2 separate regions of the Homo sapiens genome follow, and region 2 is linked to region 1. Evidence: chromatin loops called from intact Hi-C (ENCODE). Cell type or tissue: heart right ventricle. All regions are shown on one strand. Each heading gives the region's core, and the rest is flanking DNA. Links, peaks and the distances in the headings are about the cores only. Region 1 overlaps F11-AS1 (F11 antisense RNA 1). Region 2 holds the start of LOC339975 (a long non-coding RNA gene).

Region 1 (12,437 bases), core at 1,492-9,491:
GTGTGCTGGTGCGGGCCTGTAATCCTAGCTACTTTGTAGGCTGAGGCAGGAGAATTGCTTGAACCCGGGAGGTGGAGGTTGCACTGAGCTGAGATCGCGCCACTGCACTCCAGCCTGGGCGACAGAGTGAGATTCTGTCTCGAAAATAAAAGAAAAAGAAAAAAATGTATATGAAACAAATTATAGGCTATTATCAAAAAGGGTTTATTCCAGGGATGCAAGGCTGGTTCAATATTCAAAAGTCAATCAGTAATTATCCACCATATTAATATAGACTAAAAAAGAAAAATAACATTACATCAAATCAAGGCAGAATAAACAGTTTATAATATTTGTATACTTATTCATAATGAAAATTTCCGCCCTGCAGCCCCAGAGTCAAAGCCGGTTCCCGCCCAGTCCCATCCCGCAGCCGCCTGCCTCCTCTTCCTTTCAACATGACAGATGCCGCTGTGTCCTTGCCAAGGACTTCCTGGCAGGTGGAGTGACCGCGGCCATCTCCAAGATGGCGGTGGCACCCACGGAGGGGTCAAGCTGCTGCTGCAGGTGCAGAGTGCCAGCAAGCAGATCACCGCAGATAAGCAATACACGGGCGTTGTAGACTGCATGGTCCGCATTCCCAAGGAGCAGGAGTCCTGTCCCTCTGGCACGGTAACCTGGCCAATGTCATCAGATACTTCCCTACCCACGCTCTCAACTTTGCCTTCAAAGATAAAAACAAGCAGATCTTCCCGGGGGGTGTGACAAGAGGATCCAGTTTTGGCACAAGTTTGCAGGGAGTCTGGCATCAGGTGGTGCCCCTGGGGCCACATCCTTATGTTTTGTATACCCTCTTGATTTTGACCGTACCCATCTAGCAGCTGATGTGGGTAAAGCTGGAGCTGAAAGGGAATTCCAAGGCCTTGGTGACCGCCTGGTTAAGATCTACAAATCTGATGGGATTAAAGGCCTGTACCAAGGCTCTAACAGGTCTGTGCAGGGTATTATCATCTACCGAGCTGCCTGCTTCGGTGTCTATGACACTGCAAGGAGAATGCTTCCAGATTCCAGGAACACTCACATGTCATCAGCCGTATGATCGCGCAGTCCGTCACTGCCGTTGCTGGGTTGACTTCCTATCCATTTGACGCTGTTCGCCACGGAATGATGATGCAGTCAGGGTGCAGCTGACATCATGTACACAGGCAGGCTTCACTGCTGGAGGAAGATTGCTCCTGATGAAGGAGGCAGAGCTTTTTTCAAGGGTGCATGGTCCAATGTTCTCAGAGGCATGGGTGGTGCGTTTGTGCTTGTCTTGTATGATGAAATCAGAAGTACACATAAGTTATTTCCTAGGATGCTTCCCCCTGTGAACAGGCATGTTGTATTATATAACATATCTTGAGCATTCTTGACAGACTCCTGACTGTCAATTTATCAGTGGCAACTGTTTCGTGGTTGAAAATGGGAGGCAATAGTATTCATCTGATCAGTTTTCTCTTAAAGCCATTTCCATGATAATGATGACAGGGCTCAATTATATTTTTTATTTCAGTCACTCCTGATAAATAACAAATTAGGAGAAATAAAAATATCTAAAATAAAAAAGAAAATTTTCAGAACATATACAGAACTTCCTTAACTTGATTAAAGGACATCTACAAAACACCTACAGTAAATATTGTAGTCAATGTTGAAAGGCTGAATTTTCCCCCAAGACGAGAAACAAAACAAGCATACCTACTCTCATCACTCTTCCTCAACACAGTACAAGAAGTTCCAGTCAGGAGAATAAGACATAAAGTAGAAAAGAAGACAAACAGATTGAAAAGGAAGCAATAAACCTGCCCTTATTTACAGGTGACGTGACTTTCTACAAAGAAAATTTCAAGTAATTTAAAAGCAAAAACAAAAAACATTACCAAAAAACCTTCATAGTTTTTGTATATGTGTTTGCAAATATTTTCTTCCATGCCATAATTTTTTTTCTCTTTTCAGGATCTTTTGCAAAGCAAAAGTTTTAGTTTTGTTGAATTGCGATTTTTCCATTTTCCTTGTATGTACTGTGCTTTTGGTATCAAGTCAAAGAACTCTTTAGGCTTAGCCCTAAATTCTGAAGATTTCCGTAATTTTCTTTTTCTAAAAATTTACACATCTACCTTTTACATATAAGTTCGTGACTCATTTTGAGTTAATTTTCTATAAGATGTGATATTTGGGTGAATAAGTGAATTCAACAAGATAAAGAATAATTTGTATTTCCATACACTGGCAATGAATACATGGACACCAAAAATTAAGATAGAAAGCACCATTTACAACCACTCAAAAAAATGAAATACTTAGGTGTAAATCTAGAAAACATTTATATGTGCTGACAACTACAGAATGCTGATGAAGAAATCAAGATCCAGATAAATGGAAAGACATTCTGTGTTCACAGACTGAAAGACTCAACAGAGTAAAGATATTTATTCTCCACAAATTGATGCGCAGGTTTGTTAAGATTCCTATCAAAAGCCCGGAGCAATTTTTATTCATACAGGTAAGATCACTGTAAAATTTCTATGAAAAAGCAAAAAACAGAAATAACAAAAACAGTTTTTAAAATGAAGAATAAAGTGAGAAGAATCAGTCTACCCAATTTCAAGACTTTATATAGCTACAGTAATCAAGGCTGTGGTATTGGCAAAGGGATAGATGTGTAAATAAGCAGAACAGAATGGTGAACTAAAAAAATAAGACCCCCATAAATATGCCCAACTGATTTTTGGAGCAATTGGATATCCGTAGGCAAAAACAATGTACCTTGATCTATTCTCACATATTATACAAAATTAATGAATCATAGACTTGAATGTAAAATGTAGATGTGCAAATTTTTAGAAAAAATAAATTAAGGAAATCTTCAAGATCTAGGACTAAGCAAAGAGTTAGACGATACCAAAAACACAGGACATGACATGAAACATTGAAAACTGAACTTCATCAAAACTAAAACTTTTGCTTGCTTTGCCAGTGATCCTGAAAAGACGGGGAAAAAGCAAATTAGAGAGTGGGAGAAAATATTTGCAAAACACATGTACGGCAAAGAAATAATATCTAGAACATAAAAGGAACTCTGAAAACCCCACAGTAAAAACCAAAAATCCAATTAGAAAATTGGCAAAAGACACAAACAGACATTTTACTGATGGCAAATAAGTATATGAAAAGATCCTCAATAAGTTAGTCATTAGAGAAGTGTAAAGTAAAATCACTTCGCATCGCTATATACCTATTAAAATGGCTACCAAAAAAAAAAAAAAAGGACACCAAAAGCTGGCAAGGATTTGGTGGGACCACTCACGCAGAGCTGGTGGGAATGTAAGCTGCTACAGCCACTCGGAAAACAGTTTGAAACGTTTGGCAGTTTCTTAAACACAGACACACACACACACACACACACACACACAATCATATGACCTAGCAATTACTGTTTTGGGCACTGATCCCAGAGAGATGAAGACTGTTTATACAGCAACCTATACAAGGATGTTTATAGCAACTTGATTCATAAGAGACAAAAACTGGAAATAACCCAGTTGTCCTTCAGCAAGTGAATGGTTAAACTGTGTTACATCCATATCACAGAACACTATCCAGCAATCAAAAGGAATGAACCACCAATACATTAAAGAACCTGGCTGAATCTTCAGGGAACCACGAGTGAGGGAGGGGGACGCCAATCCCAAAAGGTTCCCGTGCTAGATGATTCCATTTACATAACATTCTTGAAATGACAAAATAATAGAAAAGCAGGCTAGATTAATGGTTGTCAGGGTTCGGGAGGGGTGGGGGCAGGTGGACAGTGGGGTAGGCTATAACCGGGCCACATGAGAGATGCTTGTGGTCTTGGGAATGTTGTGTCTCCACTGCATCCATGTTAGTATCCTGGTTGTGCTATTCTACTGTAGCTTTGCCCAGTGTTACCACTGGGGAAAACTTACCAGAGTACCTGGGATCTCCCTGTATTGTTTCTTAAAACTACATGTGAACTTACCAATATCTCAAAACAAAAAGTTTAATTAAACAACAGTAAAGTTGGGCAAAACATTTTTCTCTTCACCATCTTCAAGCTCTTCAATTTATTCAAAGACCTTTTCAAAGTCAGATCAAATACAGATGGGAAATAGACAATGGGGAATGAGACTCTGGACACTTTGGAAAATACTTTAAAAATTTTCAACCAACATTTTATTTCTTGCTCAGGACTAATTTATGTTTTATTTTTTAAGAGACAGGTTCTTGTTCCCTCACCCCGGCTGGAGAGCTGTGATGCGATCGCAGCTTATGGCAGCCTCGATCTCCTGGGCTCAGGCAGTGTTTCCTCAGCCTCTTGAAGTGCTGGGATTACAGGCGTGAGCCACCATGCTGTGTCCGGAATTGGTGGGTTCTTGGTCTCACTGACTTCAAGAATGAAGCCGCGGACCCTCGCGGTGAGTGTTAAAGCTCTTAAGGTGGCGCGTCTGGAGTCTGTTCCTTCTGATATTCGGATGTGTTCGGAGTTTCTTCCTTCTGGTGGGTTCGTGGTCTCACTGGCTCAGGAGAGAAGCTGCAGACCTTCGCGGTGAGTGTTACAGCTCATAAAAGCAGCGTGGACCCAAAGAGTGAGCAGCAGCAAGATTTATTGCAAAGAATGAAAGAACAAAGCTTCCACACTGTGGAAGGGGACCCCAGCGGGTTGCCACTGCTGGCTCCGCAGCCTGCTTTTATTCTCTTATCCGGCCCCACCCACATCCTGCTGATTGGTAGAGCTGAATGGTCTGTTTTGACGGCGCTGATTGGTGCGTTTACAATCCCTGCGCTAGATACAAAGGTTCTCCACGTCCCCACCAGATTAGTTAGATACAGAGTGTGGACACACAGGTTCTCCAAGGCCCCACCAGAGTAGCTAGATACAGAGTGTTGACTGGTGCATTCACAAACCCTGAGCTAGACACAGGGTGCCGATTGGTGTATTTACAATCCCTGAGCTAGACATAAACGTTCTCCACGTCCCCACCAGACTCAGGAGCCCAGCTGGCTTCACCCAGTCCCGCGCCGTGCGCCCGCACTCCTCAGCCCTTGGGTGGTCGATGGGACTGGGCGCCGTGGAGCAGGGGGCGGCGCTCATCGGAGAGGCTCGGGCCGCACAGGAGCCCGTGAAGCGGGTGGGAGGCTCAGGCATGGCGGGCTGCAGGTCCCGAGCCCTGCCCGGCGGGAAGGCAGCTAAGGCCCGGTGAGAAATCAAGCGCAGCGCCGGTGGGCCGGCACTGCTGGGGGACCCAGTACACCCTCCGCAGCCACTGGCCTGGATGCTAAGCCCCTCATTGCCCGGGGCCGGCAGGGCCGGCCGGCTGCTCCGAGTGTGGGGCCGCCAAGCCCACGCCCACCCGGAACTCCAGCTGGCCCGCAAGCGCCGCACGCAGCCCCGGTTCCCGCTCGCGCCTCTCCCTCCACACCTCCCCGCAAGCTGAGGGAGCGGGCTCCGGCCTTGGCCAGCCCAGAAAGGGGCTCCCACAGTGCAGCGGTGGGCTGAAGGGCTCCTCAAGTGCCGCCAAAGTGGGAGCCCAGGCAGAGGAGGCGCCAGGAGCGAGCCAGGGCTGTGAGGACTGCCAGCACGCTGTCACCTCTCAATGCCAGGCTACTTTTTTTATTTTTTGTAGAGACAGGGTCTTGCTATGTTGCCCAGGCTGGTCCTCCTGCCTCAGCCTCCTGCATATGACTTATTTGTCTTTGCAAAGTATAACTACCACCACTTGACTGACTTTTAGGAGTGCTGTGCTGTGCTAAGCACTTCATAATTTATCTCAGTCAATCCTGTGCTATGTCTGAGATAAGTAATTGTGCCTAATTTGCAAAGAAGAAATGATTCTCTCAAAGGAAAGTGATTGTTAACCAAAAACTGGAGAGTGATGAGTCCAGAATGTAAACTCATGCTTTTCTCATTGCAATTTCACTACATCATGCTGTTCCCTCTGTATGACATGTTGATGTTGTGCTCCTCCTGGAAAACTCCTATCTGGCTCAACTGTAATTACTCCTGTTAATTCTTTCCTAACTGAGGCAGAAGTAATCACTCTTGGTTACTGTCCTGATTCTTTGTATGTACATATTTCAAAGCACTTTTTACCCTCCTGCAACTGTTTATCTAATTCTTTGTTTTGTTTTTGTTTTTGTTTTTGGAGACAGAGTCTTGCCCTGTTGCCCAGGCTGGAGTGCAGTGGTGCAGTCTTGGCTCACTGAAACCTCCACCCGCCACGTTCAAGTAATTGTCTTGCCTCAGCCTCCCAAGTATCTCGGATTACAGGTGCCCACCACCACACCTGGCTAATTTTTGTATTTTAGTAGAGACGGGGTTTCACTATGTTGGTCAGGCTGGTCTCGAACTCCTGACCTTGTGATCCCCCTGCTTCGGCCTCCCAAAGTGTTGAGATTACAGGCGTGAGTCACTGTGCCCAGCCTGTTTATCTAATTCGTATAGGAGAATCAGAGTTCCTGTAGGGCTGGTACCTAGTCCCTTTCTTTTAGTTGTGTTGCTGAACATTACAGCATAGTATACATTTGTAAGTTCACAAGAAATGTTTGTTATTTGAAAAAGAGTAAATGGTGAAAACTTTTTCACAAACCAGATAGAATGGAATCCAGATTCTACGTGCATGAAATATAAAATCAGGGCAAACACAAGCCTGCGTGTTCATTAGGCTGCGTCTATGTATTTCCTATGAGTGATACTCCCCCAGATAAACTTTGGATATTTCCACTTATTTGATGGACTCTGAGTGTGTGTGTGTGAATGTATGTGTGTGTTAATGTAAACCAAGCTACAAATTAGTAGATAGAACCATGTTATTTTTTATTTGAAACATCATAAATAGCCAAGCTTACGCAGAAAGGGGATAAGTTGTATCCTTTACTCCCAGCCCCCTCTGAAGAGTTCGGTACAGCAAACATGTACCAGGCTAGCTGGTTGACATAGTGATGCACGAGGCACAGTTCTCACATTCAAGAGTGGTGAGTGACAGGAGCCCTTGGAAACATGCTTGAGAGTCATGCCCAGATATTCAAGTCCACATCAATAAGGGTGAGCAGACGGCTTGGAAAGGTGGGAGCACGATCACAAACTGCAGCTTGGCCAGTCCAAGCTGGGCACACCTGCCGCATGCAGGCCTCACTGGAATTCAATAATGATAAGCAAGGCAATCCTTCCAGTGAACGCAAGTAAGCATATACATAAATAGGAATCGTGTGACTGTATATGGTGCCTACATGTGGTAAGCATTCCATAGTATTGCTGTTGCATTGAGATATTTCCATTGTGCCATTCTGAGTGGTAGATGTGTAGAAAACTTGGGGGGCAGTGGCATTGCAAGGGGTGGCTTAATCACTGCCTATCTTAAATAAAGATCTTTCTTTTTTAAGACTGTGATTATCTCTAAATGAAAGGGAACGCTTCTCAGCTACCCTTCATCACACTCAGCATTGCAAAATTTGTTGTTGTTGTTAGGAATTGGGAGCCGTGAATAATGCCAAGTGCCTACCTAAGAGCCAGTCTGGAGATGTTTATTTTTGGCAGAAGTTCAGGCTGGATATTCTAAAGAGTCCTTTCCCTGAAAAACATCTACGTCCTCCATACAACATGTTTTTTTTTTCTTTTGTGCATTTCTGAGCTCACCGGAAATCAGAGAAATATCAAAAGGGGCAATTACAAAATAAAGAAAATAAATTTTTATTGTAATAACTTGAATTAAAATCAGGGCCCTAAGTACTAAGTATTAGTCACATAAACTATTATTCAGTAGGTATTATTCACATAAAAGTATCTATCAATCACTAGGTATTATTCACAGAAAAGTATCATTCACTAGGTATTATTCACATAAAATATCATTCACTAGGTATTATTCACAGGAAAGCTTGGTTTCTCTGAGGGCCATATGCCAGCAGCAATCCAGAGGCAGCAGGGCCGTGGGCAGGGGAGGGGGACCCCACAAAGGCGCTGAAGTGGCTCTAGCTCAGACGTGCTCCCTGGCTCCCAGCAGAAGAAAATTCAATTCCTCTCTGCAGAAAAGTATTTTTAACCGCTTAGTGTCTTTAGACATTCTATTAAGACAAGTATTTTTGCCATTAAAATGATTGAATCTATAGTCAAAATTGTTTGTACAGAGAAATCAGCAGGCCCGGGTGGCTTTACAAGTAAAACATATTAAAAAAAACAAGACATCCAGAAATACAATTAGTGAGAGATGTTTGAAACCACTATGGAGAACAAAAAAAAAAAAAAAAACTATACTGAAAGATAATGATAAAGACAAAAGAAATGAAAAGATTCTGTAATATGTTCATGGATGGAAAGAATCAATATTACCAAGTTTGCGACAGTACAATCAATAGTATAGGCTAGACTCAATCCAATTCCAGTCAAACCCCCATAGATTCTTTTCTTTCTTCTGCCACTTTTGACAAACATGACAAAAATATGATTCTAAAGTTAACATGGAATAACAAACATATAATAGACAGGACTCTGTTGAGACTCTGAGAGCAGTTCTTGGCGGATATCAACACAGGCTGTAAAGCAATGTTAGTTAAGGCACGGGCAGTAGGATCCACAAACTGAACAGAGGAACGAAATCACAAGTCGAGAAATAGACCCTCACAGATAGAGAAAACTGAAATAAGACAGCAGTGGTGACATTGCCTGTAACTGAGGAAAAGATCAGGTTTCCAAAAGATCAGGTGGGGACAGTTGGTCATCCATGTGAGGAAAAGCTGGATCCCTACTATTACCATACACTAAAGTAAATTCCTGATGGGTTAAAGACTTAAATGGAAAACAAAACCCTCTTTACATGTTTTAGAAAAACAATTTTATAAACTTAATAGTGAAGAAGGATTTTTCATATGACCTAAAAGTATTAACCATAAAAGACTGTTCACTATATGAAATATTTGAGTACATGAAAATGCTTTAGGCCGGGTGCAGTGGCTCACGCCTGTAATCCCAGCACTTTGGGAGGCCGAGATTAGTGGATCACCTGAGGTCAGGAGTTCCAGACCAGCCTGGGCAACATGGCAAAACCACGTCTCTACTAAAGATACAAAAATTAGCTGGGCGTGGTGGTGGGCGCCTGTAGTCCCAGTTACTCGGGAGGCTGAGGCAGGAGAATCGCTTGAACCTGGGAGGCGGAGGTTGCAGTGAGCCAAGATCGCGCCACTGCGCTCCAGCCTGGTGACGAGAGCAAGACTCTATCTCAAAAAAAAAAAAAAAAAAAGGAAAAGAAAATAGAAAGGAGATGAAAAGGAAAGCCATAAACTGGGAGAGGATACATACATACACTACATTTGACCAAAAAATCCCTACCTAGCAAAGAAAACAAAAAACAATGGGCAAAAGACATGAAGAATTATTTCAGAGAAGAAAGCCCAAATTACAAATAACCACAAAAAGTAATTTACCCTCATTAGCTTCTCAGGAAATACGTCCTGAGATCTCAATGACGTATTATTTTATCAACAGTAGACTGGAAAAAACTAAGATCTGATAACTCAAATTGTCACAACAGCTTTGGAAACCAGTATGGCAGCATTTCATGAGTTTGAATACTTGTCTCGTCCTTAACCCACCAATTTCATACCCAGTTGTAAATACTTACATGGGTGCACAGGAGACAAACATGAAAATTCCATTTATCGTTGTTCACAACAGAAAAAAGTTCTCAACAACCCAAATGTCCACTGATGCAAAACAAATGCATAAATATTTTGTGCTATTTCACATGATGGAATATGATTTAGCAGAACATGGATAAACTGTTACAGAAAATAAAATATCTTAAAAATCAAATATTGAATGAAAAGAGCAATTTGCTGAAGACAGCATACAGCCTGGAAAAATATTTAGTGTAACTTAAAAACAAACAAAGCTAAACAACATAATGTTAGAGATACAGATAATGTTGGGCTAGCTTTTAAAAAATAAACATTTTTAAAAGAGATAATGATAAGCATTACCTCTGGGGGAAAGACAAAGTAATAATATGAAGAAGACACACAGGTAGCTTCAAGGTATTTTGAGAGGATGAGTTCACAGGTGTTTATTTTATTATTGTGCTTCATAATAGGTAACATATAGCTTACTTATGTTCTTTTGCCTATATCAAATATTATAAAATACTTTTAAAGAATTATTATTAAGACATTATTTCTTTAGCCAAACAAATGACTTTGAATCAAGCATATTAAGTAGCTTCTGTAACACCTTATTTCCAAATAGCAACAGCAAATGAGGCCGCACCAGATAAAGAAGCCAGGAGACTTGTGTCAAAACCCACTTCACACACGGATTGGCTCTGTGAATGTAGGTGAGTCATGCAACTTCTCTGAACCCCAGTTTGCCATCTATAACATGAAGATTAAAATAAAATTCTGTCCTGTCAACTTTATAAGCCTATTACAAAGAGGTAATATAATAGTGATTTGAAAATTGTTTAGTGTGAAGGTGCTATTATGTTAGTAAGTAAATGTCATCGCCCACGTGTTGTAAAATTTTGATATGCAGCGTTGTAGACATAGAACAGCAAATGGGAGCAACTTCTACAAAGAGTGGCAGCTGGAAACATTTTCTCCCAAAAAGGCGCTGACTGATGACCGTGGAGCATTGAGGAGGGACTCCGGAAAGAAAAACCAAATTATCTTGGTTTCAATGCAAATGTGGGGTCTTTAGGATTTTGAAACCGTTACTGTGACTAATAATAACAGTGGCAGCATATATAATAAAATGAGTCCTGAAGTGAGGTTTAGAGCCACAGCTTGAACTCAACTTTATCACTGATTAGCTTTGTGACCAGGGAAACTCAATCTTTGAGCACCTCTTACTCCACATCTGTAAAGTGCGGCTGATTTTATGAGCACTGATGTTTTCTCCAATGCTGATACTATATAATTCCAAGGCTCTGTAGAAATTTGTTTGACAATGAGCTGAAATGTGCAGTAAAAAAAAAAGACGATCCTCACAAACAACGTCTTGAATGTTTGGCTTTTACAATCTCCTAAGTGGTTTTACATGTCACCTTCTTTCAGACGATCCCAAAATTCCAGCACATTACAGAACGTACTATTTGATCATCCTTATAATGCCGTGTTTCTTTTCAAAACCAATACTGAATACTGAATTCATCCATCAGTCTGTGCTTGGATACTTGAGCGACATGAAACTATTTCAGAAGAGAGCCGAGTCCCATTGTGAGTGGTTCTTACTAGTAGAAATTATCTTATGAGAACTCTATCTAATGTTATAACCATCTGGAGGCACTTGGCCATCTGCTCCCCATAGATTTTCATCTGCCCTTTCAAACCAGCCCTATGGCCAGGCACTGTTCCTGCTATTTTCCACACGTCATTTGTCCCAGCTCACTCAAGCAGTCTGGACCCGGAGTTCAGGCTTACCCATCACGTTTTGTGTAGTAGGACTTATTTCCAAATCGGTGTACACTTTTAAAAATTAGTAGACTTTATTTTATAGAGCAGTTTTAGATTTGCAGAAAAATTAAGCATAAAATACAGAGGGTTCTTATGTATTCTTCTCCTACCCTTCCAGGTTCTCCTAACATCTTGCATTAGCGGAGGACATTTGTTAAAACTGATGAACATATTGTTACATGATTCTTAGCTAAAATCTGTAGTTTACATTAGGGCTAACTCTTGGTTACATGTAGATGTTATGGGTTTTGACAAATGTATAATGACATACAACCGTCATTATAGCATCATGCTGAATAATTTCACAGCCCTAAAAACCTCGTGTTCCACCCATCCATCCTTTCCTTCCACCTCACAAATCCTAGACAATCACTGATTTTTTTTTTTTTAGACGGAGTTTCACTCTTGTTGCCCAGGCTGGAGTGCAATAGCACGATCTCAGCTCACCACAACCTCTGCCTCCTGAGTTCAAGCGATTCTCCTGCCTCAGCCTCCCGAGTAGCTGTGATTACAGGCATGCATCACCACATCCAGCTGATTTTTTTGTATTTTTAGTAGAGACAGGGTTTCTCCGTGTTGGTCAGGCTAGTCTCGAACTCCCGACCTCAGGTGATCTGCCTGCCTCAGCCTCCCAAAGTGCTGGGATTACAGGCATGAGCCACCGCGCCTGGCCACTGATTTTTTTTTTACTATTTCCATACTTTTGGTTTTTCCAGAATGTCATAGTTGGATTGACGCAGCATGCAGCCTTTTCAGATTGGCTTCTTTCTCTTTTTTTTTCTTTTTCTTTTTTTTTTTTTTTTTTTTTTTTGAGACAGAGTCTCACTCTGTCACCCAGGCTGGAGTGCAATGGTGCGATCTCGACTCACTGCAATCTCTGCCTCCCAGGTTCAAGTGTTTCCCCTGCCTCAGCCTCCTGGGTACCTGGGATTACAGGTGCATGCCACCATGCCCAG
Region 2 (12,437 bases), core at 2,746-10,745, 1.2 Mb before region 1:
AGACTTTTTATTTTATTTCATTTTATCCTGTCATATTTTGTTATGTATGAATTGCTTTAATGCACTAGCAATGAGACCGGGTACAGTTTGTGAAATTTCTACTGCAGTGGTTACCCTATTACAGTTGGCTAAGACAGCAAGCAAAGCTTTGGCATTGTGAAACAGTGACAGAAGTATTTAACAAGTGGAAACTAACTACGGCATAGGGATTCTTCAACTGCCTTGCAAAGTGGTGCACGGGTGGAATCTTACCAGCATTCTCATCTGCCATAAGAAATTAAACCTGTCTCTTCCTGCGGTAACTGGAAGAGGAATGATCTAAACTTGAACACCTAATTGCATCTCTCCCAGGAAGGGTCTCAGCCAGAAACTCAGGTAAGAAAATTCCACACTAGGCTCTCATTTTGTCATCGGTGATGCATTCCATTTTCAGTGGTGAATCTGGGACAGGGGGTAGGATCCTGAGAGGAGACAGCGGGCTTCCTTCTGTGCCTCCGAAGGGCTTTTCAGATGTTTGCTTTTGCCATTTAGATTGAATGGCTAAACACCTATCATACCTACATGTTCTAAAGTAAAATACAAACTGGATTGTGCTGCTCTCGATAACTTAAATTATCTGCTTGATTGCACCCATCTATTAGTGCGGATAATAGAGAATTGACTGAACATCTTTTCCATGCAGGAACAATCGAATGAGACTCTTCCTCTACAAGAGTGACTATTGCAGTTACTGAATGTGTTCAAAACCCACCCCGAATCCTTACTGAAAGTAGGTAGAAAATAAATAATAACTCCTTGAGGTATTTAATGGCTGATGAAAGGGAAATTAAATACTATAATCATTTGAAATTAAAATTATTTTACAAAACAATCCATGGGATACCCAAACTCTAAAAGCCACAGGCTTGCATTATTAAGCAAACATATGGCAGAGTTTTCTAAACAACTGTGGTCCAGCCAACACACAAGACCTCCCCTCCTAAATATTTATGAAACATTTTTGAAGGGGGCAAGATAGATCTAGTCTAACACACACATACACACAAACACACACGTGCACACACATTCTTAAAAGATACTCTTCCCTAGAAAACACCCATAACAGCATATTCTCGAAAGGCCATCTTTTTAGATGGAGCTGTAAACCGAGCTTCCATAAACCAGTAAGGGCAGAGCAATCCCATACTTCTTAAGGGCATTTTAGCTATGTGATGAGAAAAAGACTATGCTCTATCAACACACATAGTTTTACTTGAAGACTCCCTTCCAAGAAAAAAAAAGAAAAAAGAGTAGAATAAAATAAAAAAAAAATTATAGCTTCAGTTTAGCACTCCTTCTCTTTCCCTGTGTGTGTGTGTGTGTGTGTGTGTGTGTTTCAACAATCTAAGATTGTATCTAGCAGCTATATTAAAACTACTGCAGGCCTGGCGCAGTGGCTCACACCTGTAATCCCAGCACTTTGGAAAGCCGAGGCGGGCGGATCACAAGGTCAGGAGATCGAGACCATCCTGGCTAATACGGTGAAACCCTGTCTCTACTAAAAATACAAAAAGTTAGCTGGGCGTGGTGGTATGTGCCTGTAATACCAGCTATTTGGGAGGCTGAGGCAGGAGAATCGCTTGAACCCGGGAGGCAGAGGTTGCAGTGAGCCGAGATCGCACCCCTGCACTCAAGCCTGGGTGACAGAGCAAGACTCCATCACACACACACACATAAACCAACAAAATACTACTGCAAAGACTAACACATAGAGGTGGTATAAGTATTTTTTCCACATCTCTAGATTAATATTTAAAAGACAACCTAACTATGTGTTAAAGATGTTGTGGGAAAAAAAATTCTCTAAGAGCTTTATTTCCAGAATCTGACAGCAGTAAGAGTGCTTGTAGATCACTGGCCTTAGTCTTTGTTTTACAGGTGGAAAGATTATGGCTCTTAGAGAACAATTTGAGTTGTCTAATATCACATAGCGAGATATGTCAAAGAGGGACCCAGCCTAGAACACAGGTTGCAGCTCTGAGAACAAAATGATTTGTAGGAGAATATAAAATATTGGGAAGACAAATTACTTGATCAAAAACCTACTTATTTTGTGGAATTGTTTAACATGTTTGTTGACAATGAATTGTCTTGCTGTCTTGAGTCTCGTAATCAATTTTTGCTTATATAAATTTGTTTTATATAGCTTGACGTTCTGCTGTATTGTTGGTTTGTTAAGCTCATATGTGATGAGGAATGTTACGCCCACCGATTCAATAAACCTCAAAATATACTGTGCAGAATGTTGTCAGTACAAGTGCCCTGGAATGTGATATCCCGAAGGTCAGGGCAGCATTTTCTTCGTAAGTGTATCCTAGCCGCTAGCCATATTGGCTATTTAAATTTAGATTAATTAAAATTAAGTAGTTAAAATTCATTTTCTCAGTTGCACTAGCCGCATTTAAAGTGACAAACAGCTTCAAATGTCTCAATAGCTCAAGTGTGGCTACTGCCAACTGTAGGGATAGTGCAGGTATGAAATGCCACTGACCTCATAGAAAGTTCTATGAGACAGTGCTGGTGCGGAGTAATAAAAATAGAAACTATTTTAGGAAGATAGCGGTGGAAGAGACAGAGGAAGAAAGGTGATGGATAGACGATAGATTAGATAGGTAGATAGATGATAGATATGATACGATATGATAGAAAAAGGAAGGAAGGAAAGGAGGAAGGGAGGGAGAAAGGCAGGAATGAAAGATGAGAGGAAGGGAGGAAGAAAGAGTTTTTTTAAAAAAGTAGAGGAAGGGAGAGAACTACCTGATATTCTGAGTATTTTTAGACGTGTTCTGCTGCTGGGAAACTGTAGAATTTGACTCCACTGCACTTTTCTCAGCCTTATAAACTGTGAGTCTAACCCACAGTGCAGAAGAACCATGACTTATTACAGGAACCACCTCGCCTCAATTAAAACAGCATACCCACCATGAGGCCCGTGCTTTGAAGCAGAGTAAAAAATAGTGGCTTTCAAATTCTTCAGGCCAAAAGGAGACAAAAACAACACTAATAATAATTCAGAATGTGGTGCTTCTGACATTTATATTAGTGGTATAGGTATACAAAAATGAATAAAAATGACTGTATACCTGTGGTTTAAATCCATATGTATAACTTTTCCTTGAAGATTGTATGCTGTTTTCACCGTTCTCATCTTTGTCATTTCCTACTTGTTTTATGATTGTATTATTATATTATACCTAGAATTAATGTTAATACCTTACAAGCCATTTACTAGAGCCAATATGCATCTGTTATTAGGCATTAAACAGCATCAATGAGGATTATGATCCTTGTCTAACGGCTGCATGCAGGAATTTTAAAAAATTCTTAGAAATATATAAAATGAAATGTCAAAAGTGAACCTATCAGGTTACATAGTACTTTCCTAGAGCTGAATGTTTCTCCAAAGAGTTATCTCAGTGGCTTCTCATCATCCCCATTGGAAATGCCACGTGGAATGTGAAATGGCACGGCAGCCTGCTCCCTGGGAAAGCTTCTGGATCTAGAACTGAAGCTTGGCGTCCTCACAGATTCCCATGGTGGCGGAGTGGGGCTTTCCTGCCATGAAAGATCGTGCACTACCTGGAGCCCTAACACGCAAAACGTTTCATTAAATATTCTACAAAATCTACATTGACTTTTCACTTTGATCTTATAAACTTTTGTGATTCAGAGCATAAACCATTCGAATGGGAAGGCATCTCGTCTTTTCTTCTTCCTGAAGGCATACTCACCAGAAAACATAGCCGAACGTCGCTGTTTCGATATGTCAGTATATTGCAGTATTTTTAAAAGTCAACAATATGACCCCATCATACCAATATTTGTTGAATACCTTGCAGCCTCAAGATCCATTCGCCTTCATAGCTAAGGATGCTCTTAGTCCAAGGAAAGCTTCCAACTGATCTCCTTCTGTAAATAGGCAAAATGTATTTTAGTTTCCACCACACATGTTCTTTTCTGTAGGGCTTGTATGTTGGAAATTTTATCCAATTATTCAATTAACACTATACCAACAATCTGCTAATTCTGGAGATGTGGCAGTGAATAAAAAAGTTATAGTTTCTGATTTTGTGGAGCTTGGACTTTAATGATGGACAAAACAACACATTCTTAAATATATATTTCATCAAAATTATAGTGGGTGAATTATTTATATGTGCATTTACATGTGTATGTATACATAAATGGGCGGTTACTGGCTGCACTGAGAATGTACACGTGGCGCGAACGAGGCTGGGCGGTCAGAGAAGGCCTCCCAAGGAGGTGGCTTTGAAGCTGAGTGGTGCTTCCACGTGAAAAGGCTGGAAAGGGCATTCCAAGAAAAGGCTGAGGCCAGCGGGAAAGAGGTTCCAGTGCGCTCTGGGAACGGAAAGCGCACCTGCCTGAAACGAAAATGAGTGTGCTGAAATAGGACGCTAGAAAGGGAGGCAGAGGCTGGCAAAAGCGACCGAGGAGGAGCTCAAAGGAGCGAGCGGGGAAGGCCGCTGTGGAGCCTGGAGGAAGCACTTCGGAAGCGCTTCTGAGCGGGTAAGGCCGCTGGGAGCATGAACTGCTGAGCAGGTGTGTCCAGAATTCGTGGGTTCTTGGTCTCACTGACTTCAAGAATGAAGAGGGACCGCGGACCCTCGCGGTGAGTGTTACAGCTCTTAAGGTGGCGCGTCTGGAGTTTGTTCCTTCTGATGTTCGGATGTGTTCAGAGTTTCTTCCTTCTGGTGGGTTCGTGGTCTCGCTGGCTCAGGAGTGAAGCTGCAGACCTTCGCGGTGAGTGTTACAGCTCATAAAAGCAGGGTGGACTCAAAGAGTGAGCAGCAGCAAGATTTATTGCAAAGAATGAAAGAACAAAGCTTCCACACTGTGGAAGGGGACCCCAGCGGGTTGCCACTGCTGGCTCCGCAGCCTGCTTTTATTCTCTTATCTGGCCCCACCCACATCCTGCTGATTGGTAGAGCCGAATGGTCTGTTTTGACGGCGCTGATTGGTGCGTTTACAATCCCTGCGCTAGATACAAAGGTTCTCCACGTCCCCACCAGATTAGCTAGATAGAGTCTCCACACAAAGGTTCTCCAAGGCCCCACCAGAGTAGCTAGATACAGAGTGTTGATTGGTGCATTCACAAACCCTGAGCTAGACACAGGGTGATGACTGGTGTGTTTACAAACCTTGCGGTAGATACAGAGTATCAATTGGCGTATTTACAATCACTGAGCTAGGCATAAAGGTTCTCCAGGTCCCCACCAGACTCAGGAGCCCAGCTGGCTTCACCCAGTGGATCCCGCACAGGGGCTGCAGGTGCAGCTGCCTGCCAGTCCCGCGCCGGGAGCCCGCACTCCTCAGCCCTTGGGTGGTCGATGGCACTGGGCGCCATGGAGCAGGGGGCGGCGCTCATCCGAGAGGCTCGGGCGGCACAGGAGCCCGTGAAGCGGGTGGGAGGCTCAGGCATGGCGGGCTGCAGGTCCCGAGCCCTGCCCGGCGGGAAGGCAGCTAAGGCCCGGCGAGAAATCAAGCGCAGCGCTGGCGGGCTGGCACTGCTGGGGGACCCAGTACACCCTCCGCAGCCGCTGGCCCGGGTGCTAAGCCCCTCATTGCCCGGGGCCGACAGGGCCGGCCGGCTGCTCCGAGTGCAGTGCCCGCCAAGCCCACGCCCACCCGGAACTCCAGCTGGCCCGCAAGCGCCGCGCGCAGCCCCAGTTTCCGCTCCCGCCTCTCCCTCCACACCTCCCTGCAAGCTGAGGGAGCGGGCTCCTCCTTGGCCAGCCCAGAAAGGGGCTCCCACAGTGCAGCGGTGGGCTGAAGGGCTCCTCAAGTGCCCCCAAAGTGGGAGCCCAGGCAGAGGGGGCGCCGAGAGCGAGCGAGGGCTGTGAGGACTGCCAGCACGCTGTCACCTCTCACAAGGAAGGCCGCTGTGGAGCGTGGAGGAAGCGCTCCCGGGCGGGAAGGCCGCTGTGGAGACTGGAGGAAGCGCTTCCGGGCGGGGAAGGCCGTTGCGCAGCCTGGAGGAAGCGCTTCTGGGTGGGGAAGGCCGCTGGGAGCATGAACTTCTGAGCAGGTAAGGCCGCCGTGGAGCGTGGAGGAAGCGCTTCTGGGCGGGGAAGGCCGTTGTGGAGCGTGGAGGAAGCGCTTCTGAGAGGTGCGGGAACGTGAGGACACCAAGGCGTGGTGAGGGAGAGAGGGTGCGCGGCCGGGGGCAGATGCCTCTGGGGCGGAGTGGTTGGCGGTAGTCAGCCTTATTGAAATGGGCTGGGAGGAAAGGGGAAGAGGAAGAGACAAACAGCATAAATAGTGCTTTTGAAAATTTTGGTTTTGAAAAGTAGACATTAGACAACAGTCGCAGGCATCATTTTGTTTTTATTAAGGATGGCAAAAACTAAATTAGATTTACATGCTGATGGAAAAAGCCAAGTAGAGAGAGAAAGAAATGACAGAAAAACGAAATAGGAAAGAGGATTAGCAATACAGGAAAGAGACTACAGGCAGGGTTCAGTTATTTTGAACGGTTTGTTTCTCCTGAATATTGTAACTATTAATTTGGAAAAATATTCTATTCTGTGCTATCTGAAAGAAATCCTCTTCTTAGTTCTCTCTTAATATATCATTTGGAATTAAATTGTTTACTGTGCGTTCTGAAACCATTCACAACATCTTTATTAATGATTGCTGATATTCACTTAGCATTCCCTTCCTGTTAATAAATTGCTGGGCCATATCTTTGCTTATAGAACCAAATAAATTTTGATGTAATTGGCCAGTTTTAAAAGTTAGACATCTCTTCATAGGCAGTGCTTTATCTTGGGACTAAAAGAATTTACGCAGCAGAGTGAATCTCTGGATCTGCCGAATAGGGAGGGAGGACAATGAAGAGCGAAGCGGGGAGGCTCAGGGAAGATGATGGCTCAGTCCAATTTCCAGTGGAGCTGCAGGGTCAGGAGCTGTGCGCTGTAAAGCCAAGGGATCCTCTAGGCTTCTGGGACAGTTAACAGCATGATACTCTGTGAGCCACACAAAAGTCTTAGAAATACCGTCCTAGAGCTCTGGGTGATAATTGAGAGCTTAGCAAATGGATTTCCAGAGCTGTGAAAGTAAAGATGGCATCTGACCTTTTGCATGATCCATGGAGATCTTCTAGAAACATGAGGAAGTCACAGACCTTTCTACTCTGATAGCAGAAGAGTGTTCATCTTCGAATTTGGGAGAAAAAAGAAAAAGAAGGAGAGGTAGAGGAGGAGGAAGAAAGAGATAAAAAAGAACAGAAGAAGAGAGAGGAGGAGAGGGGAAAGAGAGAAGAAAACGAATAATTCTTATGAACAATATTATAAAACGTTATTGAAAAATATTAAGACACAAATATGTAGAAAAATAAAACATATCTTGGATAGAAAACTCTGGAGAACATTCTGGAGGTAAAGGTTGAATTTGGATAGATCCTGTGACCCAGCAATTCTATTCCTGGCTGTTTAGGCCAGAGAAAGCCTGAGACTTAACATATACAAAGAGACACCATCATTGTCATCACCACTGCTATCATTACAGCTAATACTAAGTACTGACTGTATACCTCCATTCTAAATATGCTATATCAATTATCTCATTTATTAGGTTTCACCATATAAAAATGCTAATATGTGACCATTTTTGGACTATGAAAATTATAATTGCATATGCTTCAAGTTAATACTCTTCTCAATAGTCCTATGAAGTACATACTATTTTTATCTCAATTTTAAAATGGGGAAGTGACGCACAGTGGATTAACTAACTTGCCAAGGCTGCTGAGCTCCTACATGGCGCCACCACACATCAGATGCATGCAGTCTGCACTGGAGTCCCCCTTCAAAACTGCTTGCTATGCTGCCTCAATCTGAAAAAAAGGCTCACAGCCACAGACCACAGGAGAGCAAAAGGATGAAAACAACAGCAATGTCCATTAACAGAGGAATTGACTAATACCTTGATGTACATTCCCACAAGAGAATGTGGCAAAATAGCAAAGTCAAGAAACTAGACTTACTCATATTAATCCGCATTAAGTGAGAAAAGAGAGATTCCAGGAAAATATATATAGCTGTGGCCATTTGTACTGCGGTTAGGAACATATAACGCAGTGCTACATACTGTTTAGTGCCAAAGACGTATGTGACACACATGTAAAGGTATCCGTGAGAATGACAAACACCAAAGGAAGATGCTGGCTAATGTGGGTGCAGAAGGAGGCAGTTGGGGAAGAACTAGGAGGAATATCAGCTGTTTCGGTGATGGATGATTTTTAATAAGGTCATGGGTACATGGGTAATTTTTATCTCATTCTTAACACAATTCTGCAGCCAGAAAGAGAAAAAGGAAAATATACCTGTAATAAACAACTTTCAAGGAATGATATGAGGAATAAAGAAATTAATAAGGACACTTGTGGAGTGGGGAAAGCAAGAAAAGGGCAACAGTAAAAATTTAAAAGATGTAAACAGAAATGATTCCTTTTATGTAAAATTAATTTATGTTTGCATATTTTCATAACAGAAACAGATACCAAGATCTTGACAGTGGTTGCCTCAGTGTGATGAAATTTTGAAATGATTTATTTATTTTTTCTTATGTTTTTATGCAGTCTTCAGATGTTTTACGGTGTAGTTATATGTAGTCAGGAAAATACACAGCATTCTAGATAAATGAAAGAGTGAAAGGCAGCAGTCCAAAGGGAAGCTAAGTGTGGACTAGATCTTGAAGTATGGCAAATGCAGGTTTTTCTCCCTTTTAGGGATGATAAATGAGCAGTTAGTATCTCCACCAAGATCATGCGTCAGGTTCAAATTCCAGGTCTGGCTGGTCAATCTAATAAATTATTTAGCAAGAGCCCTGAGAAAGGTGGGGTTGGGAAGCCATCTTCTTCTAAGATCTGCTTCTGTCTTTGGCATGCATGGAAGTCGTTGTTTTAAACTGGACAGTTTTTAACTAGGCAAGTGTGGGAACTGGGAGAAAGGAAGAATTCTCAGTTCTAAGCTGGGAATAGACTTTAGGAGATAAATAACATGGGAGATTGATTATAGGAGGATACATGGGAGGATGGTTCTAAGTGGGGATGGAATTTAGGAGGATAATAGGAGGGTCTCTCCCTCGTGGGAAGAAATCTGTTTCATGCATGCCCTTTGGGCTGAGAGTGAGCCTTGTATTGCCCAGATCTGGCCAAAATATGGCAGTGGTGTTTTTCATGAAGAACAGAGGTGCCCACAGAAGTAGAACTGTGCCATTGTCCAGACGATGCAGTGTGGGAGATGTTGGAGAGGAGGCATTCTCCCTACCTTTACCTGGACTCCAGAGATTCTTTGTCATGACAGGGATGAGGTTTCACTGGCATCCAGGGTCAGTATCTTGGCAGGGTCTGCGACCTACTTCAGAAGGGCAGATGGACGCCAGGCTGCCCCAGATGGCTTCCCGGGAGCCCGAGCAGAAGTCCAAGTGGAGCGTAAGCCAGGCCGAGTCTCCTGCTGACAGACTAGGTTTGGAGCTATTGCTTCCAGAACTCTAAAAAATTACTGGAAGGCTTGGGGAAGCTAGTTTCTGATAACAGCGAAGATTGATGATTTGTTCATTACAAGTGAATCTCATTTGGTAACACGATGGTACAAAGTGGGAATGTGTGTTGTCCTGATTTTATTAAATATTTGTGTATTGTATTGTAAAAATATTAGCAGTGCTTTTTAATGTTGTGGAGGATGTTTTAGGAAGTTAGTAGACATTTCTAAGTTGGGTTAGTTTTTTAAACTTGTGGAGTTAGTGAGAGAGCAGTAAAGTGTGAAGGAGAATGAGAGCAAGATTGAGGAAAAGCGGCAGCCAGAAACAGAGCAAAGAAATGGGGAGGGTAATAAAGAGCTTTGGGAGACACGGATGCAGAGGGGATGGAGAAGAGGGACGGAGACTTAGCAAAGCTCTTCAATCTGGTTTTATAGGTGTAAACAATTCTTAATAGTGAAAATACAGAGCTGAAACTTTAGATCTGAAAGGAGCCTTCGCTTTCATAAATTCCAGAAAGCTCATTATACTGATTAGGAAACACTGTCTGGAGACTTCCTTAAAGGAAAAGTATCAAAGGAAACAGATTTCTGTTGAATGTCATTTGTTAAGGCTTAATATACGTATTGTTAGTATTTTCTGAATTGAGTTTTCAGCAAATTAGTAGCAAATGAATCATCCATAATCATCCACATTGGATTAAAGGAGAGTGTTTTCCTACTTAAAAGGTAGGCTGGGGTCAATTTCATGGCACTGTTATTTATGCAGATGCATAAAGACATCTGGTGGCCTGAAATTTCCATTTTCATTTCAATTATGTTTTCACAAGTTTGTACAAGTTGAACAGGAATGTTGGTTTCCTGCTAAATCCATTAGAAACTGATATAAGGGTGAGAAGAAAGGATGTAATGGAAAACATAAGGTATTAGAATGTAAAAGAATGTAGAATAACAGACCGGACTATGGAAAACATGGGTGAAAAGGTTTATTCTCATTCTCAGAATGAAAAGCTAAACCACAAAAAGTGAAATCATATATATGTGCTCTGCTATTTAAGAACGTTATCTGAGGTGGATAGGAAATGCTGTCTTATTGTAGTTTTAATTTGCATTTCTTTGATTACTAGTAAGATTGGGTATTTTTCATATCTCATGCATCAATTATGCTGCTTATTTTGAGAAATTTCTATTTATAGCTTTTGCCAATTATCACATCGCTTATCATTTTAAAATTCATTTATAAGCGTTTTTATGCTCTTCAAACCAAGCCTTTGCTGCTTCTGTGTTGTTCAGACATTCTTCCTACTTCAGACTTGTCCAATCACTTTCTAATAGTTTCTTTTGATGATCAGAAGCTCTGTATTTTAATGTAGTCGAATTATCCATCTTTTTTATGGTTAGTTCTTTTACATCTTTTTAAAGCAAAGTCCTACCCTGAGGTAATTAAGATATTTCTGATACTGTCTTTTGAAAGATTGTAGTTTTGCCTTAAATATTTAAGTCCTAAATCTACCTTAAAGCTATGCAGTTATGCATCACTTGATGACGAGGATGCATTCTGAGAAACACAATGGGGATACGTTCTGAGAAGTGCTTCATCAGGCAACTTCATCATTGTGCAAATATCACAGAGTGTACTTCCACAAATCTAGATGGCACAACCTACCACATACCTACACTATACGGAATAGCCTATTGCTCCTAGGCTACAAACCTGTACAGCAGGTTACTGTACTCAGTACTGTCAGCAACTGTAACATGATTCTATGTGTATCAAACACAGCTAAACATGGAAAAGGTAATGCATTATGTGACTATGTTATGACGGCTGCTACATCACTAGGCCATAGAAATATTTTAGCTCCCTGATTACCTTATGGGACCACCATTGTATATGCAGTCCACTGTTGATCAAAATATTATGTGGGAGTGCATGACCATACTTGTATAGGCTGTGAAGTAGGAATCCAATTTCCATTATTTGGTATCCATAAGTTAATGTGCAAGTACCATTCATAAACAGCCCTTCCTTTCACCACAGAGCTTCGATCCCTGCTTTTGCACTTAATACATTTCCGTATATGTGAGTTTATTTCTGGAGTTTCTATTTTGTTTCCTTGGCCTATTTGTCTATTTCTAGACAACACTTGCACTGTCTGAATTACTTCTGGTTTACAATAAGGTTTGATACACCCAATGATGAATCCCCACTGTGCTTGGCCCTTTACTTTTCCATATAAATTAAAAGTCAACTTGTCTAATTACATAGAAAAACTTTTGGGCTTTTTATTGGAATTGCACTGAATCTGTAAATAAATTTGGGGAGAATGGACATTTTTATGATATTGAGTTCTTAAAGTCTGGTTGTAGTCTCTGATAGGAAAGTCATTATTTTCTTAGGCCAATAAGCATGACATTTTTTAAATTTTAAAAGTAATTTATATCTGAATCAGCACGTAATAAACCAGGACAGGATTAATATTTATAAAAATCTGAAGCTCTTCTCTAATACTGGAGGCTAAGGGGTAATTTACAAAACTGAGACACTTTCATAAAGCATGTGTTACCTGAAACACTTTTTCTTTGCCAAATTTATTGAATTATGAGAACAGACAATCAGCTTTTGATATTTTAAGGAAGTTAATTCATCTGCTTTGAGTTCATCTGCTTTGATATTAAAATAAAGTAAAAGCTATCTCTGCAGGCTACTAAGACGTTTATGTCTTTTGAGATTAGTGATAATTCTTGTGTGGATTTTTTTTCTTTTTAAAAATACTCTTTTTGCACCAACAAATCCATTTTGAATGACAATCTCATCAAAATATTTTTATTTATGTATTTCTGATTTTATTTATTCTTCTCACAATAAAATTAACAAGCAAGTGAACCTAAAAGGGT

What was found. Peaks named below come from ENCODE experiments on the same cell type or tissue, not always from the same donor. Only the 100,000 strongest peaks of a DNase experiment are listed, where the experiment ranks them.
Region 2: it touches region 1 in a loop (9-fold over the local background); 6 of 110 quality-filtered maps call a loop at or near these places.

The regions. Positions count from the first base shown.
Region 1 is chr4:186,317,602-186,330,038 of GRCh38, reverse strand. The region is part of intron 1 of F11-AS1 (F11 antisense RNA 1); the gene reads left to right. It also overlaps the pseudogene SLC25A5P6. Among named protein-coding and RNA genes, the nearest start is that of F11, 58 kb to the right of the region's middle. RefSeq lists an enhancer at 5,207-5,708. In heart right ventricle, for the core only: no CTCF peak of the experiment used is centred there; no DNase peak of the experiment used is centred there; H3K27me3 peaks cover 1,447 bases.
Region 2 is chr4:187,498,940-187,511,376 of GRCh38, reverse strand. It overlaps LOC339975 (a long non-coding RNA gene), which reads left to right and starts at 5,764. Exons shown (of 5, transcript NR_038931.1): 1 at 5,764-6,085. In heart right ventricle, for the core only: no CTCF peak of the experiment used is centred there; no DNase peak of the experiment used is centred there.